Linked DNA regions of Mus musculus: all the other regions are linked to region 2. Evidence: chromatin loops called from intact Hi-C (ENCODE). Cell type or tissue: left cerebral cortex. All regions are shown on one strand.

The links. Peaks named below come from ENCODE experiments on the same cell type or tissue, not always from the same donor. Only the 100,000 strongest peaks of a DNase experiment are listed, where the experiment ranks them.
Region 1: a loop joins it to region 2, with 7 times the contacts of the local background. A loop is called at or near these places in 2 of 42 quality-filtered maps.
Region 3: a loop joins it to region 2, with 4 times the contacts of the local background. A loop is called at or near these places in 2 of 42 quality-filtered maps.

Annotation. Positions count from the first base shown.
Region 1 is chr7:96,568,722-96,576,721 of GRCm38, reverse strand. The region is part of intron 6 of Tenm4 (teneurin transmembrane protein 4); the gene reads right to left. Among named protein-coding and RNA genes, the nearest start is that of Gm15413, 230 kb to the left of the region's middle. In left cerebral cortex, no CTCF peak of the experiment used is centred here; DNase peaks (open chromatin) are centred at 1,281, 3,532 and 4,686; H3K27ac peaks cover 1,111 bases.
Region 2 is chr7:96,834,192-96,842,191 of GRCm38, reverse strand. Tenm4 (teneurin transmembrane protein 4) reads right to left here. Exons shown (of 33, transcript NM_001310762.1): 20 at 4,797-4,916. Among named protein-coding and RNA genes, the nearest start is that of Gm15413, 37 kb to the right of the region's middle. In left cerebral cortex, a CTCF peak has its summit at 7,105; DNase peaks (open chromatin) are centred at 3,071, 3,531, 3,815, 7,049 and 1 more place; H3K27ac peaks cover 6,628 bases.
Region 3 is chr7:96,768,365-96,776,364 of GRCm38, reverse strand. Tenm4 (teneurin transmembrane protein 4) reads right to left here. Exons shown (of 33, transcript NM_001310762.1): 14 at 4,260-4,361; 15 at 2,196-2,390. Among named protein-coding and RNA genes, the nearest start is that of Gm15413, 29 kb to the left of the region's middle. In left cerebral cortex, a CTCF peak has its summit at 6,373 (motif pointing left); DNase peaks (open chromatin) are centred at 2,612, 3,187, 6,342 and 7,512; H3K27ac peaks cover 2,897 bases.

The DNA.
Region 1 (8,000 bases), 270 kb after region 2:
CAGGCCTGTAACCCAGCTACATGCAAGGCTGAGGCAAGAGGGTTATTAGTCAAGAGCTGCCTGGGTTATAGAATGAATTAAAGGCCATCATGAGCAAACTAGGGGTCGAAAAATAAAAAGCAAAGGAGGGTTAGAGATATAGCTCAGTGGTGGCCCATATGCACTATACAGACAAGGCCCCGGCCCAGGCTTCAGTCTTGCTGAAAATAAACATAAATAAAGAAAAAAGAACCCATGGTAAGTGCATGTGTGCCCATGGCTCCCCTGCAGTGGCTAGTAGCTTGACCCAAGAGTGTCTCTTAGAGCCTGTGGAGTCAAGTTGCATCTCATGGTTCTGCCCGTGCAGTAAGCTTTCCAGGCAAAGATGGGCTCAACCCACCATCTTGAAAGATTAAACCGGCCCATTGAGAAGTAGGATGATAAGAAAGGCAGTGTCCTAGGCCTTTTGATTCCCAGTCAGTAGACTCAGCACCAGCAGCAGTCTCTAGGATGACCAGAGGCATTGGCCACTGCTCTTGATTTCCATGACTTATCTCCTTCTCGATCCACAAGGCTTCTAGAAACCCCACTTCCTATGATAGCTTGTTCATGTCTCTGTTCCTTGTGTCATTCAATGGTATTTTTGTCTGTGAAGGAACCACCACTCATTAAAGGTGAGTGGCATTTCAAAGGTCCTATTGTGTGCCACGCAGGGTTTAACATGCTCTTCTGTAAGATACCAGATTGGATAGCTGTCAGTTAGGAGTAATCGCCATCCCACTTCACAGATGAGGAGCTGCACACCCCCCCCCCCCCAGATCAGCTCTCTCTCAGGCTCCCAGTTGTCCCCAGGCTAATGAGGAAGGGGTTCTTCCTACTTAGTTACTACATGAGAGAAAAGATCCCTGTAGGCCAGGAGATAGGTTTGGAGGCTTCCTAGGAAAGTTCAAAGTTGGGGAGCAATGGTGTCTCTCTGGGTCTCAGCTTCTTTTTCTGCAAAATGATATCATTAGTACGGCCAGTCAGAGTAACCCGAAACCTACGAGTTGGACAGGAACACGGAACCTAAACCTCACGTTCACAAAGGTCCTCCATCTTCCCCAGTGGCTGCTCTCCTCCTCCCTCAGCCCTTGCCTTCCTTTAGCCTCCAGCCTCCTGCCTTTTTCCTGTGCCCGCCCAGCAACCTTAGTCATGCTGGATCCGGGCCCAGTCTACTTGGCTGCAGTCTGCTGCTCACTGCACTCATTATTCCAGGCACCCTGTGATTTACTTTTCTAGTGAGTTAATTGCAAAATCCATATGGAGTGGAGAGAAAACATCCACCCAGGCTTGCCATGAAAAGCAGGGCACAGAGGAAGCTTTCCATCTTGGCCGGCGCAGCCTGCAGAGGCAGGGGGAGGAAGCCGTTGCCACATGGTTTGTGCACAGAGCTGAGCTGCCAAACTCAACACGAGGCATGAGGTGTTTGGACCCAGTGATTCCCTTTTGATTTTCCCCTCTCATCCCTTTAGACAGACATCTCTCTCAGCTTGTGAGACACGCTATGGGCATAAGGTCTAGGTGATCAAAGACGACTCTGGGAGCTTTGCTAAAGATGCCATTCCCGAGCTTCTCCCTCCAGAGTCTCATCTAATAAATCTTGGCTGGGGCCATGCTTCACCCCCTGTACGCTGTTAGTCTGGGCAATCTGTAGACCAAATGTTGGGAAATAAACCTTTGAGGTGAAGGCCGGTGGTTGAGGCATTAGCAGAACTTAAGAGAAGTTCTTGGTTTTCATCTATCCATTACGTGCCCTTGGACAAGTTATGACTTGGAACCTTAGAGTGCTTGAAATCTCTAAAGCAGGAAGCAGAATGCCTGCCCTACATGTGCCTCGAGAGCATAACACCACGATGCTGTAAGCCTTTGACACAACCCCTGCCTCATGTGGAAGCTGCCCACCCCCCACCAAAAAAAAAAAAAATCCCAAAGACAATTCACTTTTCTTTCCCGAGAAGGTGTTCTGTAAAACTAGCCTGCAGCAACGTAGCTACTGAATGCTAATCTATTTCTGAATGTGTTTACTGTTTACAATATCCAGGGGCCTTGAGGGGGAGAATCAGCTCTTGTTTTGAAAGCACTTTGTAGATGAAAAGGTGTTCAACCCTCAGGAGACTTGGTTGGTGGAAGTTTAGACAAATGTTTATTTTAATTTGCTGTGTTATAACTTATTAAAAAGCCTCTCCAGTGTGGAAGGACTATTTTGGGTCTCACAAGGGATCCAGTAGTTTTGAATAGCTTGTCATTAACTCATTCATTTGTTCAAGCAACTCTACCTGAGCACCTGGGCACCAGGACTGGTGAACAAATGCCACCCCCGGGACTCTGCCTCTGAACAATGACAGTGTAGGATCCCAACACCCACGGGAGGGTGGGATGGGGTGGGGGCTGGGGGATGGGTGGGGTGGCAGAAGCCCAGGGAGCTGTGACTTCTCCCAGCTGGGGAGACTGGGCCTTAGGAAAGTGTCAAGCAGGAAGTGACTCCATTTCAAAGGCACCCAGATTGTCACACAATTTAAAAAAGCAATTCTGGTATTGGGATCGATGTGTAATTTGAGATCCCCGGAGGCAAGCACTATTCTCCCCAGAGGTCACCCCCACACCTTTAATTTCTGAGCCACTAGGGAAAGTGGGAAAACTCTCCTAAGCCTCTGGCCCTAATATTCAAGTGCTTCCCAAACACTTTGGCTTTAGAGGTTCCTTGGGTCCTTCAGACACAACAATGTCTAGCTCTCAGCTTATTATCTCTCTCTACAGTCATGCCCTAGCATCCCTCACTGCATCACCACAGTTGCCTTGCCAACTGGCCTGACGGTTTATGTCCCTGAAAAATTCATACGTTGAAACCTAATTTCAGGCATTCTCTTAGTTTGAAGAGCTAAGGCACCAAGGAATTGATTAGGTCATAGGAACTCTGCCCTTATTTCTAGAATGAATGCATCTATAAAATAGGCTTGAAGAAACTGTTCCCCTTCCCACCATGTGAGGACATAGAAAAGGAACCAAGAAAGTAGGCCCCTCACCAGACGAGGAATCTACTGATCCTCTGATATTACACTTCCTAGACTTCAGAACTTCCAGCAATAACTTTCTGTTGTTTATAGTTTACAGCCTAAGTCATTTTGTTATAATAGGCCAGATGGGGCAAGGTAGCAGTGGTTCTCAACCTGTGGGTCAGAAACTCTTTCACAGGGGTCACCTAAGACCACCACTGGAAAACATAGATATTCAGGTTATGATTCATAACAATAGCCAAATTACAGTTATGAAATAGCATTGAAAATAAATTTATGGTTGGAGATCACCATGACACGAACTGCATTAAAGGGCTTCAGCGTTAGGAAGGTTGAGAATCACTGGTCTAGTGCTTGCACACAGCCAAAAACTATATCACAACCTGCATCCATATTCTCTCCTTCCCCCATCTATGTAGTTACACATTTCTCTGCTCCCTTGTAGTTAGGCAGAGCCATATGACTAAGCAGAGCCATGGGCTGTGAAAAGCAGCCAGAAAGCCATTTGCTGCAGAAAATGCAATCTCTATTACTCTGGATCCTTGAGAGACGATGCGGAGCAAAGTCTGACTAACAGAAGAAGCAAAGCCAGTTAAATCACGGAAACACCAGGATTGGCCTCTAATTGTTCCATCACAAATGCAGGCTTGCAAATACAGAAATACTGTTTCTATCGATAATTGCCAAAATCGGACCTGCAGGTATAGGTACTGACGGCACATTGGACAGTACCAAGGATACGGGAATGAATAGGCAAATAGGTCTCGAAACTGGAACTTGAAACCTAGAGTCAAAAGAAAATAGCCCATGCTAGCACCCCAATATCCCCTCTCCCCCACAGTGCTCCGCTGGTCTCTGTTTGGACTCAGGGTAGGACTGAACTTTTTGGTTCTTGTCTCTGAAACAGTTCTGTACTTATGACAATCAAAACTACATGCAGCTGCTGCTGTCTGCTTCAGTGCCCTGGGGAGGGGAACTGGTGGCCCATTTTATCCCTTTTCTACCAAACTATAACCCTGCACGCTTCCAGGGTTATATCTGGATTTGGCTCCAAGGTGAAGAGTCCTCAGCTCCCGAGGCCAAAGGCTTTCAGTTCTGACAGTTCCTTCCCCTATCTATACCAGATTAAATAATAGTTTCATCGGACCAAGTATCACTATATAATTTTTGGAGTTACTATCCCGAAAACATTCAACACATTTTAGTTGAGCACAAAAGCAGGTTCTAAATTTGAGACAGATTCCACGTATTTTCAAAAACAAACATACTAATGCATTTCATTCCAGCGTCACAGGTTTTGAGGTCCCTGTTAGGCAGAAGGGCAGAGTGCTCATACAAATGTCTCGCTAAGATGTTAGACAGAGCCTGATTTGGAAAGTGCTTCAATGGAAGGCCCTCGTCCAAAGGCAAGCAGGCTGGCCAGGAGAGTTCCAGGTCAGAGGAGGAGGAGCCACAGTCCTTGGTACCTTCATCAAGACTGTGTTTCCTACTCTTTAGTCATACTATGGTGGAGTTAGCTGGTGCTGGGCCAGAAACAAGGAGGAAGCTAAAGGCATTGAACACACACAACAGCAAAACGCTGAGATCCATATCCTAGCAGAGCTCCTTAGGATGCTGTGACTTTGGCAAGGTCCATGGCTTCATGATTCGGAGGTTTCTCTGTATATAAAGTAGAGGTAAGTATAGAAAGGAGTGTTTTAGTTTTTGGAGGACCGCACAGATTGTATTCTGCAGCTTGTTAGCCTGAATCCTCCTACCCCAAACACTTCCATATTCCAAGAACCGATCTAATGGATGAATGTGTGATGGCTGAGGGTTTTGCTCAGTAAAGCATACTTTTGCAAAGCCCTGCAAGACACCAAACTGTAAGTATATTTAAAGAAGATAAGATGTCCTAGGATTTTCCTTCTGTTTTCATTTGTTTGGATGTTTTTGTTTTTTTTTTTTTTTGTTTTTTTTTTTTTTGTCCTTTTTTGTCCCCATAAACATCAGTAGCATTGGATGGAGGTCATGCAACTTTTGCAACTACCTGGTTCTAGAACATTCTCATCACTCCCAAGAGAAGTTTCTGTTCTCACTAAGAGTTACTCCACTTATCCTCCCCAGGTTATGGTGGTTTTAGATAAAGATAAGAATTTAAAGCATTGCTAGTAGCTGTTACTTTATGAGCATTGGCTGGCACTGGCTAAAGAGGAGTACCCATAGGACCATGTCTGTGGTGGGAGGTGTCAGTAGAAGTACAGGCACAGGAGCCGTAAGACACTAGAGAAGCGTATGACCAGGGCTCGGAGAGAACATGATGAAGATGGAACCAGTCAAGGCAGACCAGAGAACAGGAATGCCAGTGATGTTACAAGTGGGGACTGGAAGGACTGGATGCAGAGACAGACATAAGTCTAGGAATCTAGGAGTGCTGACTCAGCCCTATCTGGCCTGGTGTGACTTAGGAGTGCCCACAGGAGGACTGGGTGGGGACACACAACTCTCCCCAGCTGACAGGTCTGAAGTGGAAATCTTCCTGGCCTAGCTCCCTCTGGAGTTGCAATACAGCTGACTTGGAGGCAGGCAGCCATGGACAGTTAATGAGTGATTTATTGGTGTTGCTGTACAGCAGCTTCCCAGGGACCTGTTCCTAATTAACAAACACTAGCTAGATGGCTTTTTTTTTTTTTTAAAGTTAGGAAGTCTTCATAATGGAATTATTAATTCCTTCCATAATGGGAGAAAAGACTTCATCTTTGCTTGTTGGCTGATTCTAGAATACAACAGGTATTTAACAGAAAATCCTCACTCTCTCTCTCTCTTTCTCTTTCTCTCTCTCTCTCTTCCACCCTCACCTTCCATCACACACACCCTCATCTATGCTCAAATCCATACACACTTGTTACCACACTTCCCAAGCACTGGCATAATTTGTTTCCACACTGAACACGTATATTGGTGTAACTCACATACTGTCAAGGGCACCTTCCCTTGACACTTGCAGGTGCTTGCATCCAGTGGTTTCAGCACAGACACATTGTCAGGTCAGTACTCAGCCACACACAATGTTGCTCAGGCTCTGCTGCCGGGTCACTTCTGTAGTCCCAGGCAGGAATGTGTTCTGGGGTCATCCTGTCCCCCGTGAAGGGCTGAGTCACCAAGAAGGGGTATAGATTGGGAGGTCTGACTTGGCTTGAGTAGGGAAAAGCTTCAGGGTCCCTGGAGTCCATTGTAGGAAGTGGCAACCGGTCCACCATTCAGACTCAAGTGTTCTTTCTTGCCTGCTGTTCATGAGGCCCATGAATTCAAGAATCCTACTTCTGCCTGGGAAATCATGGTGCCTACCAGAGTGCCTGGTGCCTAACAGGCATTTCTAATGGGGCTGGCTGTTTTTCCCTCAGAAGACACATTAATGTCTTATGCCCAAGACCTCAGCACATGCCATATTTGAAAATAAGATTGCTATGGCTAGAATTGTAAAATGAGGTCGCACTGGAGCTAGAGGCCCCTTTATCCAATCTGCCCTTACTGTCAAGAAATAAATGCATACATTGATAGAGAGACGGCCGTGTCACAGAAGGCAGAGGCTGCCATGATGCGAGCCAAGGGATGGTAAGAATGGCCAGCAACTCATCAGAAGCCAGGGGGAAATGAGGAAGGATCCTGCAGACTTCAGAAAGAGCCCACCCTACATCTCAGGCTTCTTTCATCCAGAGTGGCAAAGAAGTGGCAAGGTGAGAGATTTGGGGATTGGGTTGTTCTGAGGTACTCAGTCTTGTATTCTGTGTAAGAGTTCTATATCTTGCATTCTCCTGGATCTCTAGCTAGCATTCTCAAATAATGGGCATGATGGGCAGGATATATGATGAATACCTTCAAACCCATGTGTATTCATGGACTCTCATGTCCAGGCTCTGAACCCATGAAGATGCATATGCTACAGTTTTGCCAAGACATACACAGACCTGTGAAAAAGGTTAAATGTAAAGAAAAAAGGATGCATTTAACCATGAGGCATAGTTAAAAGGCTCATTGAAGAATACCCTCATGAGACTGTCCTGTACCCCCGAAGGGGACAGCAAGGTTAACTATCACATCCGCTTTAAAGTTTTCACCCCATTTTTGAGCTGTAGACTGTGGGCTTCATTAAGACATCATTGTGGTGGAATACAAAACTGATCAATAATGGGCGGCACTTTTTAGACTAATTAGCCAGCTACATAGGAACAAACAATAGACAAATCCTTACCTTGCTTTCTGAGGATACCCAGCAGCAACCAGCTCACTTGGTTCAGCTATGATAGCTGCTCCGAGGAACTTCCCCTCTGCCTTTTGGGGCTCCTGTATATTCCCTGTCTGTGAACATGCATCAAATTTGTCACAAAGGTTTTACTCTAGGCTCATGAAAACAGCTTGGCCAGCCATGTCTTTCAATATCCATGACATCTGCAAGTCAACAGTGCTCCAGGCAGTGACGAGAATGTGGAGTCATGCAGATATCTATGCTTGAACTTGGTCCCTGCCACTTATTAAATTAGTGATCGCATGATTGGTGCCTAACATGTCTCAGTTCCTATTTTCTTATCTGCTCCAAAAGAACATAGCAGTTTTATAGAGACAAGAAGGTAAAATAAGGGTTTTTAAAGAGTATATTTATACTTGGCCTGTAATAATTACTGCAGAATATATATTATTAAATAAATTTTAATAGCACTTAATTCAGTAGTATAATTATACTATTATTAAATAAGCCATTTTTTATTATTATGTCCCCTGAACATTGGAATTTGTGAAGGATACATACAGTTCACTGAAGGCTTTCAATGCAGGTTCTCCTACCTGTTATCAATGTTCTATTCTTTATTTTTGGTTTGGCATACTATAATGGTTAATACTCATCATCAGCCTGGGAGGATCAAGACTGTCTGGCCGTCTGTGTAAGAGTTTCTCGACTGTCACTAACTGAGGTAGGAAGAGCCACCATAA
Region 2 (8,000 bases):
GTCTATGGTCCTGGCTGTTCTGGAGCTCACTATGTAGACTAGGCCAACCTTAAACTCAGAGATTTGCCTGCTTCTGCCTCCCAAGTGCTGGGATTAAAGGCATGCACTACCAGGTCCAGGCACTGAGACAAGACTCTTATTGAACCAGGAGCTTGTAGTTTTGTCTGGACTAGCTGCTCAGTAAGCCCCTGGGATCCATATGTCTCTCCCTCCCAGCTTTTATGTGGGTGGTGGAGATCCAAATTCAGGTTCTCATGCTTATACAGAAGTACTTTCTCCATTGGGTCGTCTGTCCATCTCTCAAAGGGGTTGTTCTGAAGTCCTAAGCAGCTAAGCAGTTTGAGATTGTGTAATTAGAACCACAGTATCTTGTAAGTGCAAGGAGAAATGCAAACCCAAGTGTCCAGCTGAAATGAGATTATTGCTACAAAGCATCCAGAGACAGTAGCCCAGATTCGGTTCATGGCTCTTTAAGGGTGTTCTGAGCAGTAATGCATGCTCCTGATTCTTGTTCTGGCTTTGTGTTCTCCAGGCCCTTTGCTGCCCCAGACAGCTCTACCCTGGGCCTCTTGTTTCAGGTTTGTGTGAGAGCATGTAGATAAAAATCCTCCTTGCTTTACCCCTAAGTACCTTACTCCCAGATAGGACTCCCCCAGAAACATACTAGCAGTTGTTGGGAATCTAGCACCTCAGTCCCTACCACATGCAGATAAACCTTACCTGGCATTGCCTTTATAAACCATGATGTGAGCCTTTCAGTTTTGAAAGTCAAGGAATGTGAGTTCCCATTTGCATACCTTAATGTTTCTGCCAGTTGCCAGCCCTCTAGGGAGGCCAGCCTCTGTTCTATAGCCACATGATCAGAGGCTAGGAGAGCTCAGGTTATGGGTACAGGGGCTGGAAATCAAGGTGTGGCACATATCCTGCAGGATAGGTCTGCTTAGCCAAGACCAGTGTTTGGCTGTCACTTCAAGCCCTGTGTTTGGTGTACGGGAATCCAGCCTAGAGTTTGCTTTTTTTTTTTTTTTCTAAAAAGAAAATCTGAAGCCATGTAGTAGCTGAGCCCCCAGAAATGAACTTAGTGGTCATGTTCCCATGTCTCTCCCAATGTGAAGGGCTGGTCCCTGCTACCGAACTACCAGCAAGGGGCTGTTCATTTCACACTTGCACAGATCGAGTCCCCAAGAGCTTGCTGTAGCCACAGGAGGGCAGGTCCATCTTTGAGTAATTCTGGCCATTAAGACTTTAGTTTTTGGAACACATCTGGGCTTCTCTCCTTCTTGTTCTTGTATTGAGCTTTTTTTTTTTATCTGCTATGGTGACCGGAGACCGGTAGCTTTGTCTGCCAGCTCTCTTCCACTGTAATACCTCCTTGGACAAAGTCTTCTTAGGTGGTACATTTAGCTTTGTGGGTTTATTTTTTGAGACAGAGCCTCTCTGTGTAGACCAGGCTACTCTTCAACTAATAATTCTTCTGCTCCAGCCTCGAAAGATATGAGATTTTTGGTGTGTGCTATCATGCCCAGCTAGGTAGGGCATGCTTGCTGAGCCTGCCACGACAAAGCCTTGCTCAAGCAGGATTCTTGTTTCCTCTTAGGGGTCTGTTGTGTCACAGAGACTCCTGACAGATTATGCTGCAGTGCACTATAATTGTTACAGTGCCTAGGACACCCATTTTCTTGACTTTCTAGGGACACTTAGCTTACAGAATGAATACATGAGACACTACCATTTCTTCTTAAATGGCTGCTAAATTCGCAAGTCCCTTCTTGCCTTAGCTACCGACTCAGATCAACCCAGTGATTATCTCTGTCGCTGGTTTGTGAGACCCCTCAACACAGGATCTCACGTTTACCTTGACACACACAACTTTGGTTAGCGTTGGCTGCCCAGTTCACTCTTCCCTTCCTTAGAGGTTGCAAGGATCTTGTATTCAACCATCCTGTCCCAGAGGCAAATTCTGCTCATGGTAGATGACCCTGATTATGGTTTCTCAAACCCCAAAGACAGACTCTTCTTTCTGCGGGAGTTTTCCACATACTTAACTGCACATTGCCCTTTTTATGTTAATGTTTAGAAGTTAGATGGCACCATCCTTCAGAAAGGGATGATGGAGAAACACCAAGGGTGGGCATTTATTGTAGTCTAAGAGTTCAGGGTATGTTCTCTAAGAGAACACCCACCGTCTAGAGGAAACACTTACGGGGTGGTATTCCTGTCACATAACGAATGAGTGTCTGTATTAATTTGGTTTTTTAACAGCCAAACACAAGTTTGGCTGGACTCAAAAGCTTGGTTCAAGAGAGGCAGCCTATAGGGAGGGAGAGATGACAAACAAGAAAAGACGTTTCTTCAAGGCTATGAGCAGGCCAGAGCAGCTGGCCATGCCAGGGGCTGAGTGCAACAGGCCAAGGCCAGGCCTACTCATCTCGTTGGGAAACCCTAATGTAGATGTGAACATGGACTTGACCCCAGAGGGAAGGCCTGGTTCTCAAATGGAGCCTATCTCTTGTTGGTCAAACACCACTCTCACATTACAGGTGAGTTATACCACCTTTCCAAGCTTCAGTTTCTCCGTCTATAAAATTAGGCTGAGCATCATAACCATTTGGCAAGGTTACTAATTAGTTGGAGTGATGGATGGGCAAGCCCAGGATGCCACTTGTTCCCTGGGCATCTCGCTCAGCACGACCCCACACTTCAAGTCAGTGAGCCTGAACCGCTTCTCTTGTCTCTAGGTCTCTTGGTTTTTCTTCATGACTTGCATTTTCCATCTTTTTGAGTATTTTCTTTGTTACTGCTTTCTGTGTATGAGTTACTGTTAACATTTGACATCAAGTGGTGTGTGTGTGTGTGAAGTTGTGGGTAGGGAACTGGTGAGAGTGTCCTGGTGCTGCCTAGAAACCGCAGATTGTACTGGTGAGTCAGATGTAGCCTAGGCCTCCAGCACACATGCACTCATTCTCACCTGCTGACTATCTTTAGCCTTGTGGCCTCTCCTATAAACCAGGCTTAAGCGAAACTGAGCCAAGGAAGGAGGAGTGGAGTGGGCCAGATGCTCCCTGTTCATGTACAACAGAGGGAGTTTCACACACTATGGGAACAAGTGATAACGTTCCCATACATTATGTCTGTGTTGGAAAGAACATTTTAGGCCCATGGTGCATGGGCGAGGACTTATTTGAAATGCAAGCTCTAAGCAGCACCTTTTCTATGTCACAGTGTGGGAGGCTGATGCAGGAAGCCTCCCTCCTGGTGCTCAGTGCCCTCAAGAAACAGTAGATAGGGCCAGCATAGCACAAATGGGGAAATCGTAGCCCAGAGATGTCAAAGAATAGGTGATTCCTAAGGTCACAACATGTAGGATTACTGTGGTGTAGTTCATGGTCCTAGTCTGAGCAAGCCCAGAGGGGCCTACTGACTGATGGTTTGCTCTTTTATGTGGAAAGTTTTGTGGCAAAAAGAACAATCTCCAAAAGCTCCTGTTTGGATGACTGTTCCCCTGTGGGCGATAACGTACTAAGAATACCCATGGCCTAGGGTTCCCACGGCTGCCATTTCTGTACAATCCATACCCGAAGACAGACACAATCAAGAAAGGAAGCTCCTTCATGCATGGGTGGGTGTTTGCTAAGGGGCCTCTGGCAGAAACCGTTCAGGGCAGGGAACAGTGGCCTGGCCTGGCCAGTCTACTCCCTGGAGACTGGCACAGACCCCTTTTAGCTGTGCCCTTCCCAGGGCCGTGGAGGAGGGGAGACTCCGTACACCAAGCTTGCCAAGCTGTCTAAGAGGCACACATGTCTCCAAACAGATGAGTCCTGCTTCATTATCACCTCGGCTGGGACATGCTCACATCTGATATTGGATTAAAGAGGTGCTAAAATCAATCAGGCTGGAGCATAATTTCTAACACTGAGTGAGGAATCAACCTTATGGGCCCACGCTCAGCCAGATGGACTGACATCACCTGATTTCATTAAAAATAGAGGACGTCTCACCACCGACAGCCTAAATATTCCTCTTGCCTTCTTTTGCTCTGAAATATTTGTGTTACTCTGTCCTCGTTATTCAACAACTTGTAATAATTAGTATTTTTTTATACCCACTATTTATTTACTTACTGCGTGTCACACTAGGAAGTGAATTCTTGTGTGGCAGGAAACAATGGTTTATTAGACAGGAACTATAGCTAGGTGCTTCCTTAGCCACTGTACTGTCCTATCCATTCCTAGTGTATGAGGTAGATGGTATTAGAATCATGCTTCAGATGAAGAGGCAATATTTGTCCAAGCATACTTTAGTCACACGGTGGGGGTAGGTCTAGGGCCATTCCTTAAAGGAAACCTTAGCTTTACTACATGCTGTTGATGGTTCTCAGGGAAAGTAAAAGGATAGAATTCTGCTATCGCCTAAATGGCTTCTATGGGAGCCACTTCTAAGCAACTGAAAGGTAGAAACCGAATGGTTAGATTCCAAGGAGCCATCTTATCCATTATAAAGTAGATTCACGAGAGTATTTCCACGAGTCACTGGGCAGCATAATATGGATAAGGAACCCTCTGTTTATGTGAAATCCTCATGAGAAGAAGGTGTCACATCTACAGTCAAAGGGACAGAGGCCGGAGGCAGGTGCAGGTCAGGAGACAGTAGGTGGCTGAGCGGGGTGTTAAAATATAGGCTGTCTGGGTCCAGGTCTGACCCTCTGTCCACATAATCGATCCAGGGCAGCTATGCTGCAAGACTACAGCTCCTAACTCTCAGGCCTAATTCTCCCTGGCCCACAAAGGGTCTCCTACCTGCCATCTTGCCTGCTGATTGTGTATCCAAAGAGAGGGTTATTGATGAAACTGATGTTCACGCCAACCAATGGGGTCCCATCTGACGTCATCACTTGTCCACGGATGACACAAGCATGCCTGTGGGAAGAGAAGAGAGAAGACCATGAGATACTTTTCACAGTCTGCAGGGAAGCCCCAGAAGTCATAGCCAGAAGACTGGTCATCTAGACATGACTAACATCCAGGAGCCCCACGTGTTCACTTCATACAAACAATAATCTCTTTTTTAAAAAAAAAATCACGTCTCGAGGTATCAATGTGTCCTTGAGAGAATCACTCTGGGGGAACGTTTTCAAGTTTTTCACTAGGGCTGTCATCTACTGTGAGGGGAGAAGGCTGACTCCAGGGAACAACAGGGTATAGTCAAGCATGCGACAACAGAGTCAGGTGGCCTGGGTTCAAATCCCAGTTCTGCTACTTGCTAGAGCTCTGAGCTTGTGCAGGTATGTGACAGTTCTTTGCACCTCTTTTTTTGCTGTTATTGGTTTTGTTTTCTTTTTTTTTTTTTTTCATCTTGGTACAATGTAACAGTGGTATGGTAAGGTACAATGTAACAATGGTATGGTAAGTAACAATAGCCATGGTTTTATTACTGGAAGTGAGAACACAGGAGAACAGGATGGAGGCTATACTTGCTTTTACCTGGCATTGGGAAGAGAAGGATAGATGATAGCACCCCCTTGGGAGTATCTGCTTGGGGACTTGTTCCCACTCCCAGCTCCCTCCCCTTTGTCCCTTGTATTCTAGACCACAAACCATACGTTTTTCCTGCATTTTCCAGGAGAATGTGTGGTGCCCGTGCGTGTGTAATGTTCTCCCATCTGCCTAAAATGTCATCTCTACACACACTCCAACAGTCTTGTCCTTCAGCGCCCACTTCAGAGGACTTCTGTGAAGTTCCTGCTCAGAACTCTCATCTCGCTCCCTCGAAACCGCACACCAAGGCCTTGGTATCCTGCTAAGCTGCACCTCCCTCTCCTCTCCACCCAGACATCAGGCAGTGTGAGGGCGTGGCAAGGCTTTCTCTGTAGTGCAGAGCCTGGACCGTGCCTAGTGAGTACTTAGTCACAGGGGCAAAATAGAGGACTGAGCAAATAAACAGGGCAATTAGCAATCATCTAGAGGGGTGGTTTTCACATGTTTCAGAAGTAGAATAATTTGGTAGATGACATTTCCTAAGGACCTCAAAATAGGAAACAAACCAAAAGAAGACCCGCCCTAGATGTAATGGTGACAGAATTCCTCCCCAACTCTGGTGGTTCCAAAGGCAATTTGATCAGCCTCTGAAGGAACCATCCAGAAAGTTGTCAGGATCCTTTCCGTTTTTGTAACGAGGAGATTGGGAGGTACTAATATTTTCACAAGGCTACCAGGAAGGTGGTTGCAGGAGTCTGGAGTGCGGACCTTCCATTTCTAGGCTAGATGCTAGATCTGTTGGTGTGTCTGAAGGAGCAATGAATGGGAGTGAAGATGCCGGTTCAGGTGAGTGCTCTGCGAGATCAGGATACTGTGGAAACAGCCATTGATGACCCGTCTCAGGCAAAAATGAAGGAGCTCACCTTCTCTTCATTTTCCCGGTTCAGGCCCACCCTTCTTTCTGGCCTATGAAAGAGCTACTAATAAGGCCTGTGGGCACTAATGAAAAAAATCCTCAAGTTCTAGCCCATCTTTATTAGACACCCAGATCCTTACTTCCCTCAAGTGATAAACTTTTCTCTGTTTGATGAGAAAAGCAATTAACACCAGGCTTGTAAGCAGCTGGTCTCACTCGTGTCAGCTTGTCCTTTCTGAAGGCAACAACAACTATCCACAATGCACCACATGCCTTGCTCCCCCACCCCCATCCCCAAACCACCACCACACACCTCACCTCACCTCACTCTGCACAGTCTGGCTAATACTAATTCAGTCAGTGTTTTCCTTCTGAGGCCCTTGGTCTAAATGCAATTACATGGCAAACCAGTAAATCAGGTGAGGCTCAGCAAAGACTTCCAGTCCTGTTCTGAAGGTCTCCCGATGTATTTATGTGAAATTATCTTTCCACTAATGGGAGGGATTTATTCATCAATTGTACTCAGCTGGTACTGAGAGAGGCTTTCTTTAATGGAGGACAATTGAATTTTGTATTGCTGGAACTTTGTCCTTCCAGTGAATTACTAACAGATCTCAGCGCCTCAGATCCTGGCTATGATCCAGCCTTCTGACATGTACAGTACTTTTGGATTCTGCCTGGATAGTAACCAGCCCTCTGTCGGTGGTTTCCATCATGGGGCTGCCCTGGCTACCCCCACCCCGTGCACATGCAGACCAGCATCCTCTGATTTATCTCTCTTGTGGGGATTTTCTGGTTGTTGGGAAACATTAAATCAGCGCCATTTGGCTATCATTTAGTCTCCATTCGGCAAACCAGAGCAGATGCAATTTTAGGGCAGGCTCCTGTGGATTGCTTTGGATTCTGCAGAAGATTAAGTTGACTCCCCCAGCCCCTGCAGGCCACAGAGGCCTCATGGCAAGACAGGCATTTGGCTCAGAAACCAAGCCCTAGAGGAAAACACTTCCATTCTATTTCTGTTTAACCAGGGTTTTCAGTTGTCAAGAGAACGCTGTTTAATATTAGGGCTTCCCTGGAGCAAAGGAGATGGGGAAGTCACTTTGTGGTGGTCTCTGTCTATGCTCCATGCCGTGTGCTTTCGTCAAGGGAGGTTTGAAAAGATGTGCGTGCTAGGCAGGTTTCCCAGCGATTGTTTTCTCTATGCAGTTATTCAACAGATACTACCAGTGAGATGTTGGTAAATGCTTAAGGATAGACGAGAAACCGAGAGAGAGGGAGTAGGAAAGTGAGAGGGCGAGGGAGAGAGGTGGTTGCAATCTTTGATAGTTACCCTTTCCTATGGTGTAAATACTCCCATCATGGACAAATTCAAGCTACCAACTGTATGCTGCTGGATACAAAGTTGGGAAGAGGTGCATAATGGAATGCGAGTATGTGATATTTCTATCTCAGAGATATATTAGTCTCAGACAAGTTCAAAAGCAATGATAATTATAAAATATAATAAAATACTTAGGAAGTGACAGGTTTTGAGTTATTTATAACCTTTTAATATCGTTTCAATTTCATATAGCTTAGTTTTTAAATTTTAAATCGAAAATCTTATTTTA
Region 3 (8,000 bases), 66 kb after region 2:
CCCGGAACCGCAGAAGGATTATTCCAGCCCATTAGACTACTGTGGCAATTCCCTTGGTTCAGAGAGCTTTCCAACTTGACAGCAAACAACTTGGCAAATCCTACGAAGAGACCTAGGAAAGCATTTCCCATCCTGTGAATGCCTGGCCCCAGCTTTGGGCTGACCCTGCTTCCGAGGAGCCCAGGGTGCCCTCAGGGTGGATCCTGTACACATCCAATGCTTGAGTGCAGCCTGGGAGGGTATCAGTTTTGGTGAAGTGTACTTGTCATTGCAGACCTGTCCTTTCATACACAGAGGGACCGGGGAACCAGCAAAGGGAACCCCATAGTCTCAGGAGAATAAAGACTAAGATGAGCTAATGAGAGGCCTTCTCTTTAAGAATCTGGTCTCCATGCTTCCAGGTGACCTGAGAAGCATAGGGAAGCTCACAGAGTTCCGTGTGACAGGGACAAGGAGCTCCTGGCACCCGGGCTAGACTTGATGAATGCCATTGGCCCTGAGCTCTGATCCTCAACTGAGGGCTGTTACCTGTGCTACAGTAGCCTTCTGCCAAGGAGGCTTTGAGTGGCCTGGGTCTGCCTCCTCCTGGGCCTGTGGGTGACAGGATAGTTCCAAGGATAAAACTCTCTTCTTCCCTCACACCGAGACAGCCTCATGAACATGGGTTATCTCCTGGGAGCTATGTGTAATGCAGGAGGTACCAGCAGGCCTGCGAGGGAGTAGGTGCTTGGGAGGTGGGCTAACTTGGTTTAGATTCTTTCTAGAAGGCATACCAGACAGTCCCCCTTTTCTCTTTCACAGAGCCAAAATTCCTTGCAGAAGCTTAGCTCATTAATGGAGGACGGTGCCCACACGGCCAGGCTGCAAACACAGGCTCCCTACTACCCCAACCCCCAAATGCTCCATGCTTCAGTGACCACACAAGCCACTAGATGCCCTTCAGGACTGGGAAGGCAGCGTAGTCTCACTTTTCACTCCAAAAGATCTGAGTCTGCACTCTCCTGCCCCTCCCCTGGTCCCCCTTCAAGCCTCCTGCCTTTGCCTTCTCTCAGGCTTTAAAAAAAATATGGAGCTATAAACTTCAGAAGGAAGAGAGAGAGAAAAAAAGTAAGCTTGTTAGCTGATGTTTTATAAACGGGAAACCCGTTAGCCGTGGAGCCCAGGGAGGAGGGGGAGGAGGAGGGAGGAAGGAGGCCCCCAAAACATTATTATAAACATGAGACTGTACAAACACGTTTTAGCAGAGAACGAGAAATAATAAAAGAGATCAGTCCCAGATGGCCCTCTTCAGAAAGGAGAACAGGAGGAGGAACACTTCATTTCAAATGGATAACGTAAATCAGAGCTCTAAACGTTACTTCTTTCTCTTTGAAAAAAAATATCCCACAGCCGTGGGCCACTGTCCAGTGTCCTTCTGTCTGGAGAATGCCACATGGACATGCTCAGGTGAAACATCCCACTGTTCTAATAGGAATCTCTCCTACTAGACCCTTCTGCGCAGGGTCTTCACCTCACGTGATTTAAGGAAAGGGAATTAAGGAAGATCCTCATGTCCTGCAGGCTGCCATCTTCCTTCAACAGCTACCGGCACCTCCAAAGCTAAGGTCTGCACCAGTACTCAGTGGCTCACTGAAGGGCTATAAGTAACAGAGACAGGAAATGCCTTTCAGACATTGATCCCGCCTGGCTTCTTACTTTAGGTCTGTTAACATTCTCTCTTTTAAGAGAAAATGGTGCTGTAAATGCAGGCTCTCTGTCACATACTAAGTGGGTTTAGAAGACTAGCCTTCCTCGGAACCTCTCTGCCCCACTGGGGAAGGAGCCTCGGTGCTGGCTGGTAGGAAATAGGAGGTGGTAGCAAGTGTATCCATTGCCCATCGGCTGCAAACGGTAAAGCCCATCCATTTCCAAACCCTGGGTGAAGGAGGCCGAAGCCTGGCTGTCCCCGAATAACGCTACTGATATAAGAGCCACAGTTATGGAGCATTTACTAGGTGTCAGCCACCGAACTAAGTGCTTGATATGGGCTATTTCGTTCAGCCCTCACAGTGGCCCCCTGGGGAAGGTAGCCTGGCTTTATGGAGGAGATGGAGCTAGGACTCAGAGCTCTGTCAGATTTCAAAGCAGGAGTCTTTGAAAGCCATTCCACAGAGCAGGTTGGCCTCTACCTTAGAGGCAGGCTGGCTGAATCTCACCTTCCTCGCAGCTCTCGCCCTTGTAGCCGGGGTTGCAGATGCAGGTGCCCATGATGCAGGTGCCATGACTGCTGCAGGCCACGTCAATACACTGGTTGGTAGGCACGTCACATTCGGCACCCTTCCAGCCACTGTGGCACAGGCACCTGCCCTTCATGTACTGGCCGTTCCCACTGCACAGCACGGGACAGGATGCTGAAGAGACAGTACCAAAAGCCTGGGTGAGTCGCTTCCCAGCACCCTGTCATGGGTGTCTCTTCTCTTCTCCCCTCCGCTCGGCTGATCACACCGGTTGATTGGTAGTGAACTCCCCTGTGTACCCATCACCCACTTCCCCTGCGATGGTTCATTGCAGCTTAAGCACCTCTGGGGTTGGAAGAGAAGGTGTGTGGCATGCGGCTGGGGGCTGGCACGGGGTGCTGCTGGCTTCTCTGGCCTCCTCTGATTCAGATGGAGCGCCCTGGCTGCCAGGAGCTTCAGAAAGGAAACTGCCATCTGTTTCTTATTATCAGTAGAAAAGATAGTATCTGGGGCTCCTGGCTGCCTGCTTTGCCTCTCCCGGCACTCTCCTGATAGCCCTCTGTTGTCACCACTCCCCCCCCACCCCCCCCACTGCATCACCACTAACTGTTGTCTTTAACCCTGGCTTCTGCTTCCCTTGTCTTCCAGGTCCCCATTCCAGCCTCTTACATCACAGCCCTCCAACAAAAAGAGCTGAGCCCAACTTAGCTCTTTGAAGTATCTTTCCATTCTGTCTCTTAGTATCAAGGTTTTGGGATCATCTCTATGAAGGGTACTATCTAAAAATAAGCTATATTGCATTGTGGTACAAGTGCTCACCTGTCTCACGGTGAATACAATAAGGCTGTTTTATACATGACTCTTAACCTGGAGTGCATGCGTCTGAGATGAGATGGTAATTCTCCTTAGAAGGAATGACTAGGCTCTCTCTGCACTTCCTTTGCTGGGCCCCACCTGGTGTCTTTTCTTTTTAGAACACTCAGCAGGCAATCGCTGTGCTTCCCAGCTTGGCAGTCTCAGGGCAAGCCTATTTCATAGTAGCTAAAGTAGGCGGAGTCTCCAGCACTACACCCTAGGAGGGATTTGTAGGATGCTATTCCCTTGGCCTTGGAAATCATTTCTGACTTTTGTTCTTGAATTCCACAAGCCTTAGACTCTGGTTCTACCCCATTTCTTCTCCACCTTTCTGAGTGGATATTCTGCCTGCCTAGCAAAGACAGCCACACTTAACCTTGCTGCCTCTATTCCAGGTATTCTAATGCTGTTTTATAACAGATGGTTTACTCTCTCAGAATGGCCTGAGAGCACCAGGCCTGGGCAGTGGGATAAGCCTAGTATCGAGCACAGGACAACTCCTAAATGGACCCAAAGCCAGAGGTTTCTGGGTAGAGAGATGGAGAAACCCAGACAAGAGGCCATTTTGGGCTTTCTCTGGGGAATATCAAATTCTCAGGACCACAGATCTCAAGATGTTTCCTTCTTCATGTTTCTAGAACAGAAATGAAGGCCCAAAGCACACAGTAGGTCTCAGGTAGCCTTCAGGTCATCTCAGAATTTGTTGCTGTCTTTAGCAGTATATATGGTGTGTGAGAAGCTATGCCAGGCCTCCAGGATCTGCTGGTGTCTTAGCTGAGATTCTGTCTGGGTTGTGTAGAAGTGGAAGGGGTTCCATATGCTTCCCATCCACAGGCCAGAGAGGAAGGGCGGAGAAGGTGCTTGACAGAGGCTGATGGTCCCTTTAAAGAGGGAATCAACTTCTCAAAGGGTCCCTCATTGCCTCCCTCAGTACCCCAGGAAGGAACACGGTCCTTCCAGTCCTGACCTGTCCATGTGTGTTACCCATAGCTGGATAACAAAGACTGACAGGACTTGGCTCTCTCTACCTGCCAAACTGCCTTTGTCAGGCCACTGAAGAATTGCTCTTGTAGTATTTCTTGGGTACATGAGGAGGCAGCGTGAGTCCTAAGTTCCTTTTGAGATGTGCACCCCAGCTAGCCATAGGGTCTGGGAAGCAGTTACCACTATGCTCATGTGAATGCTTACCTCGGCCACAGTCAGGGCCCAGAAAACCCAGGAAGCAGTGGCAGGTCCCGGAAATGCAGTCACCGTTACCATAGCAGTTGCTGGGGCAGTTATCCACTGATTCTGGAAGAGAAGAGAGGGAGAGCTGAAAGTGTAGATGGCTTCATGCTACAGAGCCCGGGGTCAAACATGCACACATACTTTTTGTTTTTTCTTTTCCTTTCCTTTCCTTTCCTTTCCTTTCCTTTCCTTTCCTTTCCTTTCCTTTCCTTTCCTTTCCCTTTCTTTCTTTCTTTCTTTCTTTCTTTCTTTCTTTCTTTCTTTCTTTCTTTCTTTCTTTCTTTCTTTCTTCCTTCCTTCCTTCCTTCCTTCCTTCCTTCTTCTTTCTTTCTTTCTTTCTTTCTTTCTTTCTTTCTTTCTTTCTTTCTTTCTTTCTTTTTTTTTAAGACAGGACTCAAGCAGTCCAGGGTGACTTTGAATTTGCTGTGTAATGGAAGATAACTTTGAAGTTTGGATCCTCCTGTCTCAATCTTGGGATCACAGACGTGCATAACCTCAACCCACTCCATGAAGTACTGAGGATGGGACCCAAGGCTTTGTGTATGGTAGGCACGCGCTCTATCTACTGAGTCACCTCGTCAGTCTCCGAGCATTTATAAACCAAACGGATCTTCTTCTTCTTCTTTTTTTTTGTTTTTTGTTTTTTGTTTTTTGAGACAGGGTTTCTCTGTGTAGCTCTGGCTGTCCTGGAACTCACTCTGTAGACCAGGCTGGCCTCGAACTCAGAAATCTGCCTGCCTCTGCCTCCCAAGTGCTGGGATTAAAGGCGTGCGCCACCATGCCCGGCTCAAACGGATCTTCTTTGTTATGTGTCAGTGCTGCAGCCACACACAGTTGGGAGGAAGCGGTATGACCTGCGAGCGGTGGTTATCTGTAGTTCCATCGCATGAGCGCACAAGTGAGCCTTCATCTGGCTCTGTTTTCCATGAATCCATCCAGCCTCCCCTCCCCCTTTCTTCTCCTCCTCCCCCTCCCCCCTCCCCCCTCCCCGGCTGGCTCTTCTATGGCAGTCTGTGGGTGAGCGTTTAGCATTCTCCACTCGCTGATTTATTCACCCGACAGCCTGATTGATCTCTGTGAGGTGAACCTGATGCTGTGACTCTGCTAATAAGAGCTCTTCAATAGTCCTCACTGACTGCGGGAGAAATCCATGCTCTGCCGAAAGGCACATATTCCTTTCCTTCTCTCCCCACTCAGCCCCATGCCCAGCCATGGAGATGGACTGTTAACTTCCTCTGACTCCCCGAGTCCCTCTGACAAATACTCTGCGTGACATGTCAAGGAAGCACAATGGATTTCAGAAAGATTTTAATAAAAAAAATTTTAAGCAGTTTGTTGCTCTAATTACTAAATAGAGTATTTACAGAAGTCGTCATTTGTCAATAATGTGGGATACAGGACAGAGATACAATTATGCCGAGAACACCGGCTTGGGGCCATGGAGTTCCATAAACCTCTCTGATGTCACCATATCTGACAAGTATAAGTATGGTTGTTCCCATTTCATTAGAAAGAAAACGCAGCCAAGAGAGATAAAACAATTTGCAGGAGGCCACAGCTACTAATTACAGAGGCAAAATTTGAACACAGGCTTTTGGCCTCCAAACTTAGCATCCTTCCATGATGCCATACTCTTTAGAGCCTGCAGGAACTCCCGTCACAGCAGAAGCCAGGGCCCTGAAGCAATGCCCTGAGAGGCAGGGAAACGAATGAAGGGCAGAGAATTCTAGAACTTTCAGAGGTTAAAGGATTCCAAATCACCACTAAGCTCAATGTGCTCACTTAACAGAAAAGAAACCTAGAGGATGGGCATCGGTTCCCAAGGTCGCAGAGTGAGCTGGGAGAGTAAGAGTTAATGTAGAGGAGAAGAGTTAGAGTCGGGAGTGCAAAAAGAACTGAGGAATCAGTTTGCCGTAGCTCACAGGAGTCCATCAAGAGACCAAGACTGGGGGATGAAGAGATGGCTCAGCCTCAGTGGTGAAGAGCATGAAGTAGCGTTTCAGAGGGCTACTGCTTGGTTCCTAGTACTCACAAGCTCCTAACTGCCTGTCCCTGCAGCTCCGGAGGATCTGGTGCCCTCTTCTGGCCCCTATAGGTACTGCATTCATATGTACACACCCTCCACATATATTATTTAAATTATTCTCAGAACGAACAACTAAATAATAATAATAATAAAAGCATCTATAAAAGTGACAATGCCATTTCAGACTTGAACAGTGACAAGTGACTTGTCATTTGGTCAGCAGCATGGCAGAGAAAAAAAACATTCTCCCTGAGGATAAGGGGGCATGTATTGGGCTCCAGTCTTCCAGTATGACCAAAACCAACTTTCTTTCCCTCTCTGAACCCTGCTTTTCTGCTCTCTATGATGAAGGCGATGGCACAAGTGACTCCCGGGGACTGCTTCCTGTTCTAAAATAGCAGGAATTATAGTGAGATTAGTTGGAATGCGAGGGCATCAAAACATAAATGCCGCAGAGTGCTCTGGGATGTACAAGGGCAACGACTGGGGGAGAGGGCTTGAGCAATAGCCTGGGACCCAGAAGAGGAACGGGAGGTATGGATGGAAAGGGCTTCCTCAGGGCTGGAGGGAGGCTCAGAGGCTAAGAGCACACACCGCTCTCACAGAAGCCCCGAGTTTGATCCTTAGTCCATGAGGCATCTTCTCTAGGCCTTGTAGGGATTCACCCGAGAGCAGAAGCCAGGGGCTGAGCAAGGCAGGCTTCTGGGACAGCAGGGTCACCAGTGAAGGCAGCAAAGGGGCCAGTGGGAGGGGAGAACATTCTAGAACTGCCTGAACTTGAGTAAGAGACACCACTCCAACATGTGGCCTCCCTCCAGGGCTAAGTGAGCTGTCTGGGTTGTGAGTGAGTGAGACTTGTGGGTTCTGAGCATCTCTTCGCCTGGAAAGGCCCACGTCCCGAGGTGTTTACATCAGTACTGGCTTCCTAAATACATTTCTAAATAAACGTCACTCAGGGAATTCCATTCTGAATTTTGTTTTAAAATCCAAGAGTCTGAGTAAAGTTCAAGGCCAGGTGACTTTCCCTTTAAGCTACCGTACACTGTACCGTGGGAGGGCCGCCTCCTCCAGCCCTGGTGCAGGAGCCCAGCACAGAGAGGCAGAGGGCTGGTTTCTGGGTCTCCTTGTGCTCTGCAATGGCTGGGGGCCATGGGCGTGGTGGGCCTTCCTTTTCTTAGCTCCTCTGTGATCATTCTTCCCACAGCAGCTGTCCCTGTTTGCAACTTCTGTTCCTTCTTCCAGAGCTAATTCTAAAGCCCTAATCTCTGAGAAGACTTTTTGGCAGCGTAAGCAGACCAAGTCCTTATCACTATGGAAACACCATATCCTCAACGTTGTTGACCATGAACCTTGGAGTTTAGAAACGGACGTTATTCATTTGCGTATTTACCCTGGAATCGAATCCACAGAAGGGTCTCAGCCTACTCTTGATGCTATCGCTGGAAGCATTCACTCGATGGTCTTCCAGCTCTAAAATGCTTCCGCTCAGTCCTTCTCAGCTGAAGGCACAGGTATCCCTCCAATAGACACTGACAACTAGCTGTACTCAGCAGGATCCACTTGCAGATGGCTCCCATACACTTTCAAGACTGATTTACGAAGTCTGCAAGCCTCAAACCTGCTTCTCACCTGCCAAAAGTCCTCCGTAGTGGCCAAAGTGAGGAAAACACATTTTT